Linked DNA regions of Homo sapiens: region 2 is linked to region 1. A link is an interaction called in ENCODE POLR2A ChIA-PET data of the cell type or tissue named here. Cell type or tissue: endothelial cell of umbilical vein. All regions are shown on one strand. Links, peaks and the distances in the headings refer to the core of each region. The heading gives the core; the rest is flanking DNA. Region 1 holds the start of BACE1 (beta-secretase 1). Region 2 overlaps CEP164 (centrosomal protein 164).

The links. ChIA-PET counts read pairs that join two places held together with the same protein. Peaks named below come from ENCODE experiments on the same cell type or tissue, not always from the same donor. Only the 100,000 strongest peaks of a DNase experiment are listed, where the experiment ranks them.
Region 2: POLR2A ChIA-PET joins it to region 1 with 5 read pairs; 5 of 35 experiments call an interaction of 5 or more read pairs at or near these places.

The regions. Positions count from the first base shown.
Region 1 is chr11:117,311,583-117,321,832 of GRCh38, reverse strand. BACE1 (beta-secretase 1) reads left to right here and starts at 5,577. Exons shown (of 9, transcript NM_012104.6): 1 at 5,577-6,298. The coding sequence starts at 6,038. It also overlaps a transcript of CEP164 not described here. RefSeq lists silencers at 5,849-5,938, 6,029-6,138 and enhancers at 6,667-7,188, 7,189-7,711. In endothelial cell of umbilical vein, for the core only: no CTCF peak of the experiment used is centred there; DNase peaks (open chromatin) are centred at 2,252 and 5,502; H3K4me3 peaks cover 1,900 bases; H3K27ac peaks cover 353 bases.
Region 2 is chr11:117,374,118-117,384,367 of GRCh38, reverse strand. CEP164 (centrosomal protein 164) reads right to left here. Exons shown (of 33, transcript NM_014956.5): 11 at 8,577-8,660; 12 at 3,663-3,754; 13 at 2,500-2,667; 14 at 1,426-1,572. Among named protein-coding and RNA genes, the nearest start is that of CEP164, 51 kb to the right of the region's middle. RefSeq lists enhancers at 1,460-1,961, 2,129-2,654, 2,655-3,181. In endothelial cell of umbilical vein, for the core only: no CTCF peak of the experiment used is centred there; a DNase peak (open chromatin) is centred at 4,647; H3K27ac peaks cover 1,862 bases.

The DNA of each region.
Region 1 (10,250 bases), core at 1,438-9,437:
GTCTCATCTACAGAGGCTGATGTGGAAGGGTCACTTGAGCACAGGAGGTCAAGGCTGTAGTGAGCCATGATCATGCCACTGCACTGCAGCCTGAGTGACAGAGCAAGACCCCATCTCTAAATACAAATAAATAAACAAGCATTTTAATTCTGGGAAAAAAATAACTTTTTATTCTCTTTTTTATACTGTTTATTTGGGCTATACAGAAAACTACTCACATGATAAGAAAGGAAAACACTTGATAATCCTACCAATTATTTAAGGATACAAAGATATAAAATGTTCCCTCTACACTTTCAATCCACTTTATTTGAAACTGCAAACCGCCCTCCCATCTCCTTTCTCTATTTTATTTTTCTCTATAGCACATATCACCATCCAAGATACTATAATTTTATTTCTTTACTGTCTGTCTTCCTGCATTAGAGTGTAAGCTCCATGAGGACAGGGATTTTACATATCATTGTATCCTCAGTGCCTAAAATAGTGCTTAGCGTGTAGTAGGCACTCAGTGTACATTTACTGAATGAATGAATGAGCAAACTAAGGAAGAAATTAAACCCTACACTTCAAAGGAAACCACTGTTGACACTGTGGGTGCTATCTTCCATATTTTTTTATGCTTATGCAGATGTAAATGTATATACCTACATATTTATGCATATATGCACAGCCCATTCTTTTTAATTTTTACAGAAATGAGATCATAATGTTATTGTTCTAACATGTGCTTTTTTTTTTTTTTTGATACGTAGTCTCACTCTGTCACCCAGGCTACAGTGCATTGGCATGATCTTGGCTCACTGCAACCTCCGCCTCCCGGGTTCAAACAATTCTCTGCCTCAGCCTCCCGAGTAACTGGGATTCCAGGCATCCGCCACCACGCCCAGCTAATTTTTGTATTTTTAGTAGAGACAGGGTTTCACCATCTTGGCCAGGTTGGCCCTGAACTCCTGATTCACGCGCCTTGGCCTCCCAAAGTGCTGGGATTCCAGGTGTGAGCCACCACGTCAGGCCCCTGACATGCTTTCTTTAACTTGTCATAAACAGGCCGGGCGCGGTGGCTCACACCTGTAATCCCAGCACTTTGGGAGGCCGAGGCAGGTGGATCACGAGGTCAGGAGTTCGAGACCAGTCTGGCCAACGTGGTGAAACCCCATCTCTACTAAAAACACAAAAATTAGCCAGGCTGGCCAACATGGCAAAACCCCATCTCTACTAAAAATACAAAAATTAGCCAGACATGGTGGCACACGCCTGTAATCCCAGCTACTCAGGAGGCTGAGGCAGAGAATTGCCCAACGTGGTGAAACCCCATCTCTACTAAAAACACAAAAATTAGCCAGGCTGGCCAACATGGCAAAACCCCATCTCTACTAAAAATACAAAAATTAGCCAGACATGGTGGCACACGCCTGTAATCCCAGCTACTCAGGAGGCTGAGGCAGAGAATTGCTTGAACCTGGGAGGTGGAGGTTTTAGTGAGCCAAGACTGTGCCACTGCACTCCAGCCTGGAAGGCCAGTTTATAAGAAGCTATCCCATTGTTTTTAATGGTTACTTAGGATTTCATTGAACAAATGTCTTGTTCCCTATTTAATTTTTTTTTTTTTTTTGAGACCGATTCTCACTGTCACCCGACTGGAGGGCAGTGGCGCAATCTCGGCTCACTGCAACCTCTATCTCCCAGGTTCAAGCGATTCTCCTGCCTCAACCTCCCAAGTAGCTGGGATTACAGGCATGTGCCATCACACCTAGCTAAATTTTTTTTTTTGAGACAGTCTTGCTCTGTCACCCAGGCTGGAGTGCAGTGGTGCAATCTCGGCTCACTGCAACCTCCACCTCCCGGGTTCAAGCGATTCTCCTGCCTCAGCCTCCCAAGTAGCTGTGATTATGGGCACCCACCACCATGCCTGGCTAATTTTTTTGTATTTTTAGTAGAGACAGGATTTCACCATGTTGGCCAGGCTGGTCTCAAACTCCTGACCTCAGGTGATCCACCCACCTCGGCCTCCCAAAGTGCTAGGATTACAGGCTTGATGATTATTTTTGGTTTTGCTTAAAGAGATGGGGTCTTGCTCTGTCTCCAGGCTGGTCTTGAACTCCTGGCCACAAGCGATCCTCCCACCTCAGACTCCCAAGTGGCTTGGATTACAGGCGTGAACTATCACACCCAGCTTCATTTGTTTTGAATCCAAGGTTTTGCCATAGTACACACTGCTGAAATATTGTTGTTTTTGTTGGAAAGGGTCCTAGAAATGCCATTGCCCAAAGAGTTTGCATTTTTAACATATTAATAGGCATTGCAAATTACTCTCCAAAAATGGAATAATTTACAGTCCAAACAATACCTTCACCAATACCAAATGTTACCAATCTGAGAGGAGACGAAAGAAAGAAAAAGGAACAAAGAATCTACTGTTTTACTTTGTGTTCTTTCAACTATTAACGAAGTTAAGCTTTTTTCAAGGTTTTTTATGTTTATCATCCATTTGAATTTCCTCTGTGAATTAACTGTTCACATTCTTTGTTCATTTTTCTTTTTCTTTTCTTTTTTGTGTTTTGTTGTTGTTTTTCCTCACTCTTTCCCCTTACCCTTTGTTCATTTTTCTATCAGGTTGTTTGGGATTTATATTGATTTGTAGAAGCTCTTTGCACATTATAAACATTAGCCCTTTGTCTCTATTGTGTGATAAATGTTGTTTCTTAATCTGTGACTGATCTTTTAACTTTGTAAATGTCAGTTTTCTCAGTAGTTGCAACAGTAATAATCCTAATAGCTGACCTTTATTGAGCACTTACAATATGCTGGACACCATTCTAAATGCTTTACATGGATTGTCTCATCGAATTCTTACCTTTTGAGGTTTGAACTATTAATATCATTATCTCCATTTTACAAATGATAAAATCAAGTCTCAAAAAGGGGCCAGGCAAGTTGGCTCACGCCTGTAATCTCATCACTTTGGGAGGCTGAGGCAGGCAGATAACTTGAGGTAAGGAGTTAGAGACCAGCCTGGCTAACATGGTGAATTCCCGTCTCCACTAAAAATACAAAAATTAGCTGGGCGTGCTGGCGCGTGCCCGTAGTCCCAGCTACTTGGGAGGCTGAGGCAGGAGAATCGCTTGAGGAGGCAGAGGTTTCAGTGAGCTGAGATCATGCCACTGCATTCCAGCCTGGGTGACAGAGGGAGACTCCGTCTCAAAAAAAAAAAAAATTAGCCAGGCATGGTGGTGTGCGCTTGTAATCCCAGCTACTCAGGAGGCTGAGGCACAAGAATCGCTTGAACCCAGGAGGAGGAGGTTGCAGTGAGCTGAGATGAAGCCACTGCACTCCAGCCTGGGTGATAAAGTGAGACTGTTTCAAAAAAAAAAAAAAGGACTCAAAAAGTAAGTAACCAGAGTGGGCTCTCCCAGTTACTAATTGAACCAGAATTAGAACACTGGTGGTATTGGAATACTTCTGATTCTACAGAAGTTTTAAATATTTAAGTCATCAAATCCATCCAGTTTTTGGGTTTGTTTACCTTCTAGGGTTTGTTAGGGAGGTCTTCTTCAATATAAGATCATGAAAATATTCTATTTTTCCTGTAGTTTTATTTTAATGTTAAATTCTTTAATCTATCTGGAGTTTATTTTCAGAGGAATGAAATTGGATTTGGTTTTTTTTCCTTCCAAATGGGCTGCCAGACGTCCCAACAACAGTTTTTGAATAATGCGTCCATTTTCCTCTAATACGAATGCCATCTCTATCATATCTACAATTCCCATAGATACATTTCTCTATTTTGATTTCGATTTTTTTAACTTGTGTCTAATCATCTTATTGATTAGGGTTTTCTATCCATATCATATAATCTGCAACTAATGATTCCTTTGCTTTCCAACATATATAACACTTTTTCCATTTTCTTGTCTTTTGAGTCAATCAGACCGGTCTGAACCGTGTAGGATAAGAGTAGAGATAATGATCGGCCGGGCGCGGTGGCTCACGCCTGTAATCCCAGCACTTTGGGAGGCCGAGGCGGGAGGATCACGAGGTCAGGAGATCGAGACCATCTTGGCTAACACGGTGAAACCCCGTCTCTACTAAAAATACAAAAAATTAGCGGGGCGTGGTTGCAGGCGCCTGTAGTCCCAGCTATTCGGGAGGCTGAGGCAGGAGAATAGCCTGAACCCGGGAGGCAGAGCTTGCAGTGAGCTGAGATCCCACCACTGCACTCCAGCCTGGGCGACAAAGCGAGACGCCTTCTCAAAAAAAAAAAAAAAAAGAGTAGAGATAATGATCTTTCCTTTCCAAAGCCTGCCTTTAATGGGAGTAACGTAGCCTGTTATTACTACATTTGTTGTTGTTGTCGTTATCTTGTTTAAAAAGTTTCCTGGCTGGGTACAGTGGTCCATGCCTATAATCCCAGCATTTTGGGAGGCCGACGTGGGCGGATCACTTGAGGCCAGGAGTTCGAGACCAGCCTGGCCAACATGGTGAAATCCCATCTCTACTAAAAATACAAAAATTAGCTGGGTATGGTGGCGCATGCTTGTAATCCCAGCTACTCAGAGGCTGAGGCATGAGAACTGCTTGAACCCGGGAGGCGGAGGTTGCAGACTTGAGACCATGCCACTGCACTCCAGCCTGGGTGACAGAGCAAGTCTCCTTTTCAAAAGAAAAATGAAGATTCCCTTTCATTTTTTAAAAAAATTAAATCAGAGTAACTGCTGAATTTTATCAATGGCTTTCCACATTTGATAAACAATATATTGTTAAAACCATACCGGCTTTTCTCCTTTAAGCTATTAGAACTCTAACGCTTTTGGTTCAAGGCTTTAAGCTCTTACCAGTTAATATAGAGATACTTTTCGGAGTGTTAACACTTTAAAGCTATCAACAGCCATTTCTCCTCAGTCTGGCTGATGGTGCAGAAAATCAGAGGAGCCATAAGGATTCAAGTAGAGCCTCAAGGGCACAAACAGGTTCAGATGGGAGAAGACCCACTGGCTCTTACCTGCCCGCAGATCGCAGGCGCAGGAGAAAATAAGACAACTGCACTTTCCCCTTTTGGACCCTGCTCCGCTGGTTTGCAGCCTGGAAAAACTCTTCCTCCCCTTTCATCCTGCTCCCTCAATCTCTGCTCGTGAAAATCCTACCCATTTTTAAACGCTCAAATTAAATACCACCTTCTCCCACTGAGTCTTCCCAGATCCCCTAGATGTCCCTCCAAATCCCTACTCCTTAATGCCACATCGTATAGTGTGAAACCCCACCGCGGCAGGAATCACTTAACTGTCCCGTGTAGAATCACCGTTTATTTCTCTCTGTATCTCCAGCGCCTGGCAGTGTGCCTGGCATACAGTGGGTGCTCCTTCCATGCTGAAAGAAAGACTGACAGACGGGAGGTGTGCCCCTCTCCATCCGTCTGGCCCTTCCCGCCAGGGCCTTGCAGGGCGGACTCCACCTCGGCAGAGGGCATCCCAGACCCCTCTCCAGCCCCGGAAGCCGGATTGCCTGCCATGGGAAGACTACACTTCCCAGCGATCCCAGGGAAAAGCGAAAACCTTTTGGCTTTGACAGCCGCCGCCACAAGTCTTTCCGCCTCCCCAGCCCGCCCGGGAGCTGCGAGCCGCGAGCTGGATTATGGTGGCCTGAGCAGCCAACGCAGCCGCAGGAGCCCGGAGCCCTTGCCCCTGCCCGCGCCGCCGCCCGCCGGGGGGACCAGGGAAGCCGCCACCGGCCCGCCATGCCCGCCCCTCCCAGCCCCGCCGGGAGCCCGCGCCCGCTGCCCAGGCTGGCCGCCGCCGTGCCGATGTAGCGGGCTCCGGATCCCAGCCTCTCCCCTGCTCCCGTGCTCTGCGGATCTCCCCTGACCGCTCTCCACAGCCCGGACCCGGGGGCTGGCCCAGGGCCCTGCAGGCCCTGGCGTCCTGATGCCCCCAAGCTCCCTCTCCTGAGAAGCCACCAGCACCACCCAGACTTGGGGGCAGGCGCCAGGGACGGACGTGGGCCAGTGCGAGCCCAGAGGGCCCGAAGGCCGGGGCCCACCATGGCCCAAGCCCTGCCCTGGCTCCTGCTGTGGATGGGCGCGGGAGTGCTGCCTGCCCACGGCACCCAGCACGGCATCCGGCTGCCCCTGCGCAGCGGCCTGGGGGGCGCCCCCCTGGGGCTGCGGCTGCCCCGGGAGACCGACGAAGAGCCCGAGGAGCCCGGCCGGAGGGGCAGCTTTGTGGAGATGGTGGACAACCTGAGGGGCAAGTCGGGGCAGGGCTACTACGTGGAGATGACCGTGGGCAGCCCCCCGCAGACGGTAAGGTGGTCAGGCCAGCCCTTAGCCCTCCGCCTGCATGAGCAGAGGGGAGACAGGATGGGGATGCCTCAAGCTAGCCCCTGCTCAAATGGGCTGGTGGGGACAGCAGGAGGGACCCCTCCCCAGCCATTCCCCGGGGGTCACGTGGTTGTTGGCAGAAGTGTTCCCAAGCTCCCCATTCCCTCCTCGTCTCCCCTGGCTGCCTAGTTCCCCTTGCTCCTCATCTGACACATACGCCGTCTGGAAGGATTTGAGGCAAGACAGACACATCAGCTGGGGACCCTGACCTGGAGGAAGGGTCCGCCACAGGGGCACTATAACAGGTGTCAGCCCCCTCTGACAGTGGCCCAGTCCGAGTCTCCCAAATCCCACCACTCTAGAGGTTGGCCACCCAACCTTGTCCCCTCCTCTGATTCCCACCATTGTTCCCAGTACCTCCAGGACCAAGGAATCCTGGCAGCAGTTGAATAAGCACCTTGCTCCCACCATCTGGGCTGCCACTGGTACGGCAAAGTGAGGTTGTCGAGGCCCCCCTGACTGCACTCCGCCCGGAAGCCCTGGACAGGCTCCTGCCGTCCCCTCCTCCTCCCCTTCTCCCTCTCGCGGTCTACACTCCGGCCCCTCCCCCACCCCACACCTCCCCAGGCCAGAGGGGAACTGAACTGAGCCTGGTGAAAGAACAAATGGTAGGAAAGGAGCCAGAGCTCCCTTTTAAGAGTGGGACTCCTTCCATGGCGGGGGAGAGGGGAGTTACAGAGAAAACACTGTTATGCCCTCCCCATCCTTCCTGACAATCTCCAAGGTACCTTCAAGGTGGCTGGTGGAGGTGGCACCCTCTGCACCTCTGTGGGTGAGCAGCCCTCCATGTGGGGTGCTGTGGCTGACCTCTGTGTGCATCTGCCGCCTCTGTGGGGCAGTCCGGGCCCGGGCAGCCCTGTGGTTCTGTGTATGCTGGTGCGTGTCACCTTGAATCTGATCCTGCACATCTGTGAGCCACCTCCGGATCTGTGTCTGGGAAGTCTGTCCTTGGGAGGGTCTGTGAAGGTGGGAGTGTGTTTGGGGTGGGCGGAGGGGACAGCCACACTTTCCTGAACTTCTCAGACAGCTGGATCTGGGAGAAACACAAACCCCCACCTCCCAATTACTTTACAGAAGCCAGCCTTCCTAGGTGCGTGCTCCCCAGCCCTACCTCTCAGCTAGTCGAAAGCCTGGTCTTCCCCACTTTCTCATCCTCTTTCCTGTGCACCATAACTTCCCCAGCAGTAGTCTCCAGTGGGAATTTGGGAGGGCAGGACAGAAGCCAAATCCAGGCCCTGAGCAAACAGAACGCTAGATGATATCGTCAGGGAGCAGCAGGTATGCAGAGACCTGGGACCTACTCCTGTTTCTGCGACTGACATGCTGTGCACACTGTGCATGGACCCCATGGCACGATGCAGGACGGGGCTGCAGAACCCACACAAGCTTTGAGGTCAGACAGTCCACGAATCCCAGCTCTACCACCCACAGCTTTTCCTCTTCTCAGCTGTGTGGCCTTGGGCAAATTGCATAACCTCTCTGAAACTACTGTCATATCTTTAAAATGAGTAGGAAATGAGACCTCCTTTGCAAGGTAATTGTGAGGATTAAGTTGTGAGGGTTAATTGTTCTAGGTGCTTTCACCCAGAACAATACACCAGCATATAAAACTGACCTCCAACAAATATGAAGTCACTTTATCCTTGTCTGGCCTGTTCTGCCTCTTCAATTCTATGCAATGAGGCATAAAAACTCGGATGTCCTGGGCCTCCACGTTTTACATGTATAAAACTGGGGTATCCTGTAATCCCAGCACTTTGGGGGGCCAAGGTGGGCAGATCACCTGAGGTCAGGAGTTCGAGACCAGCTTGGCTAACATAGCAAAACCCTGTTTCTACTAAAAATACAAAAATAATTCGCCGGGCCTGGTGGCATGCACCTGTAATCCCAGCTACTCAGGAGGCTGAGGCAGGAGAATCGCTTGAACCTGGGAGGCGGAGGTTGCAGTGAGACAAGATCGCACCATTGCCCTCCAGCCTGGGCAACAAGAGCAAAACTCTGTCTCAGAAAAAATAAAAACAAAAACAAAAACGGGGTATCCATTGCTGTACTTCCCTGATCCCCTGAAATAATGCATACATCCTGCAGCCCAGTACTTAGCAGAGAGTAATTGCTCAATAAATGTCAGTTCCTTCCTCGTTCCTTTCTAGAAGAGGAAAGTGGGCTTAAAGTTCAACACCAGTCCAGGAAGCTAGTGCCAGGGAGCCCACAACTAAAGCAACTGTGTGGCTTGCACTATGATTTCTAACTAAGCCTGCATCAGCCAGTCTCTGCTCTCTGGTGGCTTGGACTCTCTCCCCATCTGTCTGTAAGAAGGACGCCCTTTCTTCCTACCTGGCGCGGCTGTTGTAAGTGCCAAATGAGAACTTGGATGGCATTGTATTCTGAACAAGAAAAAGTAAAATTTGGGGAGCACTTTCTCTGTGCTAGGCAATTAATTGGTGGTGCCTGGGGGCTGATCCACAAAGAGACAAGAAGACATGTTTTCTGCCCACATAGAGTTACAGTGGAAGTGAAAGGGCGGAAGTGACGAGTACAAGGTCATCCATGCAGATATACTCAAAGCGAGGTCGGCAAACCCTCATTGGAGTCAGCTAAAAATGTAAATTCCCTGGCCCCATCCCTGACCTCTAGAGACAGGATCTCTGACAGTGGGGCCCCGTAGTTTGTGCCTCAAATTTGAGAACCATTTATGGCTGGACGCGGTGGCTCACGCCTGTAATCCCAACACTTTGGGAGGCTGAGGCCGGCGGATCACCTGAGGTCAGGAGTTCGCGACCAGCCTGGCCAACGTGGTGAAACCCCATCTCTACGAAAAATGCAAAAATTATCTGGGCATGGTGGCAGGCGCCTATAATCCCAGCTACTCGGGAGGCTGAGGTAGGAGAATTGCTTGAACCCAGGAGACAGAGGTTGCAGTGAGCCGAGATCACGCCATTGCACTCCAGCCTGGGTGACAGAGCGAGACTCCGTCTCAAAAAAAAAAAGAAAAGAGAATAATGTATTTATAGGAGTGCAGAGAGTGAGTGCCACAGGTGTTCAGAAAGTGATAAACTCATCCAGGAAAGCCGCACCAGGGACATGTGCTCTGAGCATGGTCTTGAAGGATGGACAGGAGTGGCAGGCTATTCCCAGGGGGCAGATGGCACCATACTATCCCACTGTACTGTAATTGCACGTTACACGTATGTCCATGTCTGCTCCTTCCCACCCTACCCCCTTAAAATTGGGAGAGTCCACAGTGAATGAGAGGATGAGTTATGGATGTTAGGGCTTAAGCATGGTTGTTTAGGAGACAATAGAGAGCCAGTCCTGTTAATATTACAGGTTTAGGCTAAGACCAGATAAGTTTGGGTAAATAAAATAGAGCCAAATAGCCATAAAGCTTAAATGTGAGACTATAAGGTTTGGACTTTGGCCTTCAGATATAAGGGAAAATCTGAATTTATTGGGGCAGGGGAATGACATGAAGAAAGCAATCTTTCAGGAAGAGACATCTGAATTTTAAAAAGAGTGGGGGCTGTGTGTGGTGGCTCACGCCTGTAATCCCAGCACTTTGGGAGGCCAAGGCAGGTGGATCACAAGGTCAGGAGTTCGAGACCAACCTGGCCAATATGGTGAAACCCCGTCTCTACTAAAAATACAAAAATTAGCTGGGTGTGGTGGCGCGTGCCTGTAGTTCCAGCTACTCGGGAGGCAGAGGCAGAAGAATCTCTTGAACCCGGGAGGCAGAGGTTGCAGTGAGCTGAGATTGCGCCACTGCACTCCAGCCTGGGTGACAGAGCAAGACTCCGTCTCAAAAAATAAATAAAAATAAAAAGAGTAGGACTGAAAGACACAGGCACAGGGGGCTGTCACAACAGTCCAGGTGTGA
Region 2 (10,250 bases), core at 835-8,834, 63 kb before region 1:
TCACTGTAGGATGTATCACCATCTGAAAGACATGACCACCCCTTCCATACACCACTCCTGCAATGTTATGGTGACAACATGAGATCCTGAGCTCACGTGCCCTGCCAGCTCTCAGTGAGTAATGTGTGCATGAACTTGCTGTGAGTAATGTGTGCATAAACCTGTCTCTGCTCATGAGTCAGTCCCAAATCCTTTAGACCTGCTCAGTTCACAGAAGGGAAAATGTTAAGTCCTGATCCTTCTCTTTCTCTATGCAGAGAAAAGGAACAGTGGCTGCAGACTAAAGTCAGAAGTCTAGGGCTCTAGTGACTATAAACTAGTGTTTTTATTTGAGACAGAGTTTCGCTCTTGTTGCCCAGGCTGGAATACAGTGGCACGATCTCGGCTCACTGCAACCTCCACCTCCCAGGTTCAAGCAATTCTCCTGCCTCTGTCTTCCAAGTAGCTGGGATTATAGGCACCTGCCACCACGCCCAGCTAATTTTTGTATTTTTAGTAGAGACGGGGTTTCGCCATGTTGGCCAGCTGGTCTCAAACTCCTGACCTCAGGTGATCCACCTGCCTCGGCCTCCCAGAGTGCTGGGATTACAGGTGTGAGCCACCGCGCCCGGCCTATAATCTAGTTCTAATTCTGCCACTGACTAGCGATGTTACCTTAGATGAATCCCTTCACTTCTCTGAGCCTCAGTTTCCTCGTCTGAAAACTGAGTAGGAAGGGGAAGGGTAAGAATGGAAGGAGAAAAGCTAAATGATTTCTAAATTTTAGAAGTACTTGGTTCAACAACATAGGTGAATCAGAAAAACACACTGAGCTTTGAACACAAGCACAAAAGATCAATCCTGTATACTGTATAATTCCATGTATGTGAAGTAGAGAACTGGAAAAATGACCCTTTGGCCAGAACTTGGAGCTCACAGGCCAGAACAGTGAAGATCTGGGGTGAGTGGTTTGAGAGGGGCACGAGGAAACTTCCTCGAGGGATGGAGACATTCCCTGTTTGAGTGGCCATTATACAGTGTGCACAGATGCAAACTTTCACTGAACTGTACACTTTAGGCCTATGTACTGCAGTGTACATACATACCTCAACAACATTTTTGAAGAGAAAAACAGTGCTTGGTAGACAGGAAACATGATTTAGCAAGTTTAGCAAATGAGCCAGGAGGTACCCCCTCATCTGCCCTTGTACCTCAAGTCCTGACCAGGAGCCCCAGAGACCAAAGCTAACCCCAGGTAAGGATCAGTCATGCCTGTGTGGGGCTCTCAAGGCTGCACACAGAGCACCAAGGATATGCTTAATCTCCCTACACTCTAACCCTTGGCCAGAGCCTGAGCCCCACCTCCCACCACCCAAGAGTGAATAGGCACTGAAGCAGCCCACACGCAGTGGAGGTCAGGGACAGACACACAAAACTGGCCCTTACACCTCTGGAGAGACTGGCGGGGTGGGGCTGACCGCCACCTTCTCCTCAGGATCCTCTGCCTCTTCCTGCCCAGGGCCCAGCTCCTCGGCCTGGGAATGCTGCTCCTTGCCCTTCTCACAGGCAGCAGGTGGGCTTGGGGCCTGCTCCCTTGATAGCAGTAAGGAAACAACTGTGTTAAAGCCAGTAAGAAAGCAAGAGGCTTAAGATGTACGCCATTTGGGGTCAAAGAGCTATGACAGAGACAAGAGAGACAGCCCAACAATTTCCCTACCTCGGGTCTTAGACCTCCCTCTCCCCGCCCTTCCTCTCCCTGAATTATTTGCATCAAAGACTAGAGACTCCTGCCTCACAATGGAAGCAAGATGGTTATGGTACCCCAGGAGCTCCGTACACAGCAGGTGTTCAGTGGATGCTGTTGATTGCACATCGATGCTGCTCAGGTTCCCTAGTGACTCATTCCAACCCAATGAATTCTAAGACCAGCATGTTTCTCTTGCTAGGGGGACAGACAACTAGCAAATGTCCACCACGCTCTTGACTAGGCTAAGAAAAAAGGTCCTCTCAGCTGGACCCAGAGTTATCTGGGCTTCCCTCTCCCTGGGCCGAGCACATAACAGGGCTCCAGCTGGGGTTGCTGAATGACAAGAAGTAGGATGACTATTGGAAACAGGGGTGCTGGTAGGGAGGGGACTAGAGAAAGGGCTTCCCTGACAGGAATGGAGCAGCCAGGGTGATACCAGTCTCTGCTCCAGCCCCTTGCAGGGAGGCAGCTGTGACAAAAGAGACACCTCCTTATTCAAGAGTTTCTAAGTTCCTCTAATCAGACCACATACCCTGATTTCAGCTGTAGACTGAGGACTAGGAAGAGGCACATTTCCTCATATCCAGATCCCATGGGACACTAAGCAGAGCCTCTGCTGCTGCTGCTGCTGAGGCTACAAACCCGCCCCAGCTCCCCACTCCCTCCCCAAGCCAACCCCACCCCCATCTCTCTCAGCACTAGCACACATACCCACTACACACAGAGCAGCCACCAGCCCTCATCCTCATGAGGATGCTTCCCCTCATCCTTACCTCTGGAGGGACAGCTGCAGGCTGAGGCTGGCTGCAGAGTCCTCCCCAAGCTCCTCTGCCTCCTTCCACTCGGGCTGCCCCTCGGGGCCCTGGGGAGGCTCTTCTTCAGTGGCCAGGCTGCGAGGGGGACTCTGGGCCCGCTCCTCGTGTGGAAGTGGAGGAGATAACCTGGTCAGGCCGGGCAGAGCAGCAGAGTCAGGCCCCTCCATTTGGAGAGCGGGAAGAGAACTGGGGAGTACAGTGTGTGGACCTAGGTCATTGCCTCCTCCTGGGTTATGCTCCAGCCCCACCCCCACATCCATCCATGGAGAGCCATAGCAGGGCAAGGCAGCCACACATGTGGGAAGGATAGACTCCCTCCTGAGCCCTCCTTTTACCTAGACTGGAGTCAGGCTCCACAGGGGTCCCTATACTGCCTCTGCTTGGTTCAGGAGTAAGAGCAGGACACACTCACAAGTATACCCATCCCCAGAGCTCACCAGCACTGGGGCCAGGGAGGGGTGGAAGAACTAAGTGGGGAGAAAAAGAGAAGCCAGACTCAAGAGGTCAAACTAGAAAAATGCATGAAGCTGTCATGGATAGTTTTTGCAGGTCCAAAAGTGAAATGACCATTCTCCTTCCCCTTCTAGGGTGGCAGCCCTTGTCATGGGGCTCAGGCCGGAGAAGCTGAGAGCCCCTGTCACATCACACACAGTTGCACTCTCACAGATAGCTACAGCCATTTCTGATGTGGCAGGGCCCTGGCTCAGAACTCTTGAGCTGCAGTACCAACCCTCCAATGCGACTCCTCCAGACCTCCACAAGGTTTCTTCAGCCCTGGCCCATAACCAGGCACACACACAGCTTCATCAGCCCTGGCCCCACAATGGTGCCCAGAGTCCTGCCAATTGTACCCAGTGGCACTTCACATTCCCATCTTGGTGAAGAAACAAAGGGTCTGCTCATGCATGCAAACATATACACACATTGCCAGTACACACACGTGCACACACATATACACACGCATGTGCACACACAGACCCTGCAAGGCCATCCAGCCAGTTCATCACCTGCTGCCAAGCAACTGTACACTGAGCCAGGCCGGCCACCAAAGCCAAGAATTCTGCCCAAGTCCACACCACCCTGAAGGCACAGCGCTGGGGATAGCCTCCCACCTATGGTACCTCTCCTCCAGGCCTTTGGACTGCTTGCTCTGCAGCTCATCTTGGCTGGACTGGCTGTCATCCTTGTCTTCTATTCCCAGTGGTTGCTGGGCCTGTAGGAGAGAAGCAATAAAAAGTTTGTGTTGGAGGGACTGCATTTGGGTCCCTCCATCCTCCTGCTGGCTCTCAAGCTTAGACGAAAGCACTGAGAAGTTGCTCTCCAGAAGATGGGACCATACGGGACGTAGAACAGAAGGTTGATCTACTGCACAGTGAAGCTTCCCCAAGCTTTGGCTAGGTTCACAGCTGCTCCCTGGGTCAGCCTTGAGGCCTGGGGAAGATGTGGCAGAAGACCACAGCCACTACACAGAGAGTCAGGAGCCAGAGGCTGAAGGAGAACACACAAGAAAAAGAAAATCCTGCCTCCTGCTGCTGGAAGCCTGCACTGTGAGCTGTGCAGAGAAAGCAGAGAAATCCATGAGTACCCCAAATCCACAGAGGCCCAGATTAGCAGTGCCAGTGAATGACAAGCGTGCTGAAATTACGAGGGCAGAATCGGGGGCCACAGGCAAGCACATGAGAAAGGATAAGTCCTGGAGAGATGGAGTCCTGGTAGAATGAGAGAGACAGCTGTGCCAGAGACAAAAAGGGCACCACCTGGCACCTGGAGGAAGGAAGACAAAGTGCTCCTTCGCTACATTCAGGGTCCCCGCAAGCACCCTGGCCCCATCAGCAGACAATGATGCCCCCTTCCCAGTCAGCAATTACATCATCCATCAAAAACAAAACAAAACAGAACAAAAATCTCATTTTAAAGCTTGGGTGACTAGTGACATTTAGCAAGTTGGTTTAAAAAAAAAAAAAAAAAAAAAAAGGAAGAACTATTCTTTGAGGCAAGGTCTCACTTTGTCACCCAGCCTGGAGGGGAGAAATATTCATGATCATTTCAAATATTTTCCACAGAGGTACAGTAGTGTAGTCGGCCTGGGGTCAACCCTTTGTTCTAGCTCTTCCTGCCTAGGAAGTCTGTCTCCTCCACTGTATAAAATGGGATAGCAAACTGCAACTCACAGGGCTTCTGGTGAGGATTAAATCAGCTCATATACGTAAGGCCCAGCTCGTGACCCAAAGAAGGCACGCCATCAATGTTAGCTCCTCTTCCCACATTCCTCTCCCTCTCCCCCAGCCTAAGGTAAAAAACAAAAAGAAAAGACTCTGCCAGTGCCAGTCCCCATCCTAGGACCTGCACTCCTTCTGTCACACCGACAGGAGCCCCGTCTGTTCTGGGACACAGGGTCAACAGGAGAGGTGGGGCGGGAGACAGCTCACTCCATCTTTCCCAGTAGGGTCCCCAGCCCTGTGCCCACAGCCCCCATACCTCTCCACTGGCAGCCTAAGCCCCAGCAGCTGTGGCTAACCCTGCCATCTGGATGGGTGAGGAAGGGCAGGGCTTGAACTAAAACCCAGCTCCCCCAAATTACATTAAAAATAGAAATGCTGCCTGTGAGTACCTCCCGGTGCCTGTAGCAGAAGGGCTCCCTGCCAGGGCTGCCACTCCTCATCACATCAGCACGGGCAGAGCCTGCAGACAATGGCAGGGCACGCAGCCTTTCCTGCCCCACCTCTTTCCCCTTCGAGGGTGCAACTCACAACTTGTCTTCCCCCACAGACCACACCATGCTCATCAAATATCTCCCTCTCTCACCTGTCGAGGTGACAGGCCCACTCCATTTAACAAACTAAAATATAAGATGAGTAATGAAGTGGGGGTGATAGTAATAAAAATAGGGGGACTGAGCCCTGAGTCAGAAAGGACTCCGGGGCTATCAGCCATACACCATAAGAAAAAAGGCAGCAGACAGGAGGGCTGGCTGCAGACCATGGCTTTCTGGCCTCTGCCTTCTTGTTTCACCTATATTTCTGTGAGAAACTGAACTATCCCCCACTGACAGAGAAAAGGGGATCCTCGGGGAAATACCCAGATGGACGGTCCTCTTGATAGAGAGGGTCCTCTTCCTTAACTTTTTTGCTCCAGAAAAGGAAGCAAAGGATCCAGATGAGGAAAGCAGCCAAGGTCAGCATTCTTCAGAAAGGGGAGACAATCGCACATCCTAAGCCTCTGGCCTAAAATACCATTTCCCTCTCCTTAACTTGGCTCTAGGGTCTTGTTTTCATTTAAGATGCAGTCCTCAGTTAAATAAACCATGGTGTATTCATACAGCAGAAGACTGTGCAGCCAACAAAAAGAATATGGTAGATCTAAATGAAATAACTCAGAAATAAGTCAAGTGCCTATTCTCAAATTTAAAGAGCACATCACCATGCAGTTTAGGTAGCACAATCCCAATTTTTATGGGAAGAAAAAAGATAAGAGAAAATAGATATATGCTTATATGTACACAGAAAATTTTCTGGAAAGGTACATGAAAAATGTGAATGGGAACTATCCATAGTCCCTGCCTGTGTAAGGCTACAGGAAGCTGAGAACTTGGATCTTCTGTATTACTTGAAACAATTTTATAATCACTTTTCTAATTCATTATGAAATGTATTATGTTTGCCGAGCACGGTGGCTCATGCCTGTAATCCCAGCACTTTGGGGGGCCAAGGCGGGCAGATCACCTGAGGTCAAGAGTTCGAGACCAGCCTGGCCAACATGGGGAAACCTCATCTCTACTAAAAATACAAAAAAAAAAAAATTAGCCGGGCATGGTGGTGGATGCCTGTAGTCCCAGCTACTTGGGGAGGCTGAGACAGGAGAATCGCTTGAACCCAGGAGATGGAGGTTGCAGTGAGCCAAGATCATGACACTGCACTCCAGCCTAGGTAACAGAGGGAAACTCCATCTCAAAAAAAGAAAGAAAAGAAAAGAAAGAAAGAAAGAAATGTATTATGTCTAATTCATTATAATCGTTTTTTGTGGTGATGGTTGTGAAGGTATATAATACGGTAAAACTTATCAAATAAATGTGCAGTTTATTGTATGTCAATTTTATCTCAATAAAGCTGCATTGCAAATATTTTAAATGAACAAAAACTAGTATAGCTCAGTTATAAGCCTTCTGCCCTGGTCCTGCCCTTGAGAGAGACATGGAAAATACGGCAAAATGGGCAAGAGCGCACAGGAAGAACAGAAGATGGCATCTACAGTTCTGTCCCATGAAGGGGCTGCTGCTCTCTCCTCCAGCTCCACCTCCCCATCTCGACCCCTCCACCCCCAGAGATGGCAGACAGCTGGAAGCTGAGCCTGCAAAGGCTTGGCTACTTGGTCAGCCACACTGAGCACTGTTACCCACATCACAACAGGCAGGTCACAAGGTATAGCTTAGGGGAGGGGTCCCCAACCCCCAGGCCACAGAGCAGGGGGTGAACAGTGGGCAGGCAAGCAAACATTATCACCTGAGCTCCACCTCCTGTCAGATCAGCAGTGGCACTGGGTTCTGACAGGAGCATGAACCCTATCGTGATCTGTGCATGCAAGGGATCTAGGTTGCGCACTCCTCATGAGAATCTAATGCCCCCACCCCTGGCCCCATCTGGAAAAACTGTCTTCCAAGAAACTGGTCCCTGATGCCAAAAAGGTTGGGGACCGCTGGCTTAGGGCTTCCTCTGCCAGGGATGGCCACCTCAGGAGGCTGCACTTCGTGAGAACCAAAACCAAGTCAGGTCCTGCTACTGCGTTACAGCAAGTGGCATAGCCCAAAAAGAGGCTGCTGGCCACATCAGGTCTTAGGTAGACCCAGAAATCTGTCTTTTTTTCAAGCTCCCAAGTAATTCTGATACTGGCCAGGTGTTGGACCCCAAACAATGGAATCCACCTCCACTGCACTGACTCAGTAACTTTCCCACTCACCTACTGCCAAAGGAGCCTCACAATTCGCCTGCTCCAAACCTTTCCTGACTAATCCCACCTTCCTTTGACTGTGCCTTCACATCTCTTTAGCACTGCAAACAGGATGACCAAGATCCAACAAGGACCTGGTAGCTGGACAGTGGCCCAGAAAGGTTTTATCAGCCAGAGCTGAGAGGAACATGTTGGGCTCAAATGCAACTGGCCTGCCTCTAGCACACATTTCACTAAAGGCTCCAAGGCTGCCTCTAGCACACATTTCACTAAAGGCTCCAAGGCTGGGTTCGTATTAAACATCTTGTTTGTTTCACCCAACAAATTTCCATTTTGCCCAAACCAAATGTTCCCTTACACTTGCAGAGATCATGTGCCAGAACTGCTCTTCTAACCAATCCACAAAGAAAAAGAAAAGTCTTCTTGGCTTGAAGCTCCTTAAGGACAGGATCTCTGTTTGAGCCATCTTTGTACCACACATGGGTCAATCATCATCCATGCCCACACAGAGCTAACATCTGGCAGGGGAGACAGACAAACAACCATCAAACAAAACAAGAGTGACTAAACGGAGCAAAGAAAGGGAACAATTCATCCCATTTGAGGAGGAGGTGTCAGAGGTGAACCTCCAGGACCAAAAAAGAGCTTGCTGGGAAAAATGGGAAAGCAGAGTGGCAGGCAGAGGCGTGGCGGAGGTGGAGTGTGCCCCAGCAATAGCGAGCAGCAGATCCAGCTGGTGAGCAGCAGGTGGGCTGGGCATGTAAAGAGGATGAATGGGCCAGGATGGGAAGTGCCTTGAAATCTACAATCTACACAGCGCTTTGCACATGAGCAGACAGTCCACTCTTCAGCTGCTGAATGAGTGGATAAATGGATAAATACATGGTGGAAGAGGGCTTTAATTTATAGCAACAATGCAGGAATGGTCAGAAGCCCCGTGAAAGGCAGTCAGGACCATGCCTTAATGAATTAGAAGGGAGAGGACTTACAGAAATGCACCCTGTGATGGGCAGGGCTCAGTTCTGGGTCATCCGAAAAAGTTGTGAGGGAAAATGAGGCCCCAGCTCAGCCCACCACCCACAGAAACTCACCTGCCGACAAGCTCCACCCAGGACTGGGGAAAGCACATCAACATCCAGCAGGTGCTCCGAGATCCGGCTGCGAAAACCGAAGTCCTGGAGACAGTGGAGATGCAAAGGTCAACTCTGCCTCTGTCACAGTCAACACCCACCAGGCCTCTTCACTACCCCAACTCCACTTTCCAGAAAGATGTCTATTATGTGCCCAGCTCTGTGCCAAACATTTCAACATCTACTAATTTCATCTTCAAAATGACACTGTGACTCAATGGAAAGATATGTCAAGCAAGTATGGTAAAATGTTAATTGTGGCCTATAGATGGTGAGTATGTGGGTATTCACTGTACAATTTTTTTAATTGTTCCATATATTTGAAACTTTTCATAAGAAAATTATGGGGAAAAAATAACCCTGTGAGACTAAAACTCTTTCCCTCATCCCACAGATAAGGAAGCAGGTTGGAGAGCACATATAACTCGCCCAGGGTCACACAGCTGATAAGCAAGGGGCCTGGGGGTCAGATGGGGCCCCGCACTGACTCCAAAGCCCAAGCTCTTTCCATGACACATGCTGCGAAGGATGTCACTTTCCAGCTGTCTCTCCCTCTCCGTGGTGCCCAACCAGGCATGAGAAGAGATGCCAACATCCCCAGAAAACCTGTGGGCAGTTTGGAAATGAGCCTTGGTGGGCTCTTTCCAGCTCGTTCCATCCCCTTTCCATACAGGTTCCCCTCTGGACAATGAGAGTTAATTAGTGATGATTCCTGCACTGGCTTCTCTTTGGGACAGGCAGCAAGTGCCCACACTGGTGCCAGTTTGTTGCTGTCCTTTGGCTGCCACAGGCCCACGATCCCACCCTCTCTGAGCCTAAGATCCCTGCTGGGCTAAGTGAAGGACTGCTACCCAACAGCATGTTAATGGGGAGAGTTCTGTCACATCAGCCCTGATTAATGGTGGGACGCCCAGACAAAGTCTGGTCCTGCTGTCCACAGCCTCCTCCATCTACTTCCATAGAGAAGAAAAACGCTGATGGGCACGTTTCTCCACATGGGTGACTGCTTTAGAAGAGCCAGCCCCCTTGCTTCCGAGAGAGCTGTGACATGGCGATTCTTCATGGACAGTTTTTGCCAACAACGACTTTTTGCCTTCCCTTTCTAGCTTGTGGGTTTTTCTTCTTTTTTGGTGACATTTTCCTTTCAGTTTGAGTTCTACTTCACTTAATGCAGCTGCCATCTGCCTTCTAAGCCCATGGCTCAGTGAGAGGCGAGCACACACAGCTTCCTAATTCTTCTGCACCCCCTCATATCATTACTGTTCATCCCTGACCCTCTCCCACTAATCCCTTCCCTTTGATCTGCCTCCTCCAAACAGATGGAGGATGGCTTCTGGAGGTAATGCTCTGCCAAAAAGCACCCTGAACTATTCCCCTTAGGTACAGACCTGGCAAATGAAACCAGGATACAGCAGGCTGGGTAGAAGGTCTGGGACAAAGAAACCATGGATGCCGGCATTCCAAGACAAAGCCTTAACTTTAGAAATGAAGCCATGGCATCCCTCCTGGCCTGAGCCTGGGGACTGTCCTCGCCACAGCTCAGTGATCCCATAAACACAAACACACCAGTCTCTAACCTCCTAGGCTCATGGTAACTCACATGATCACACAGGCAACTCACACAATAGTGAGAGT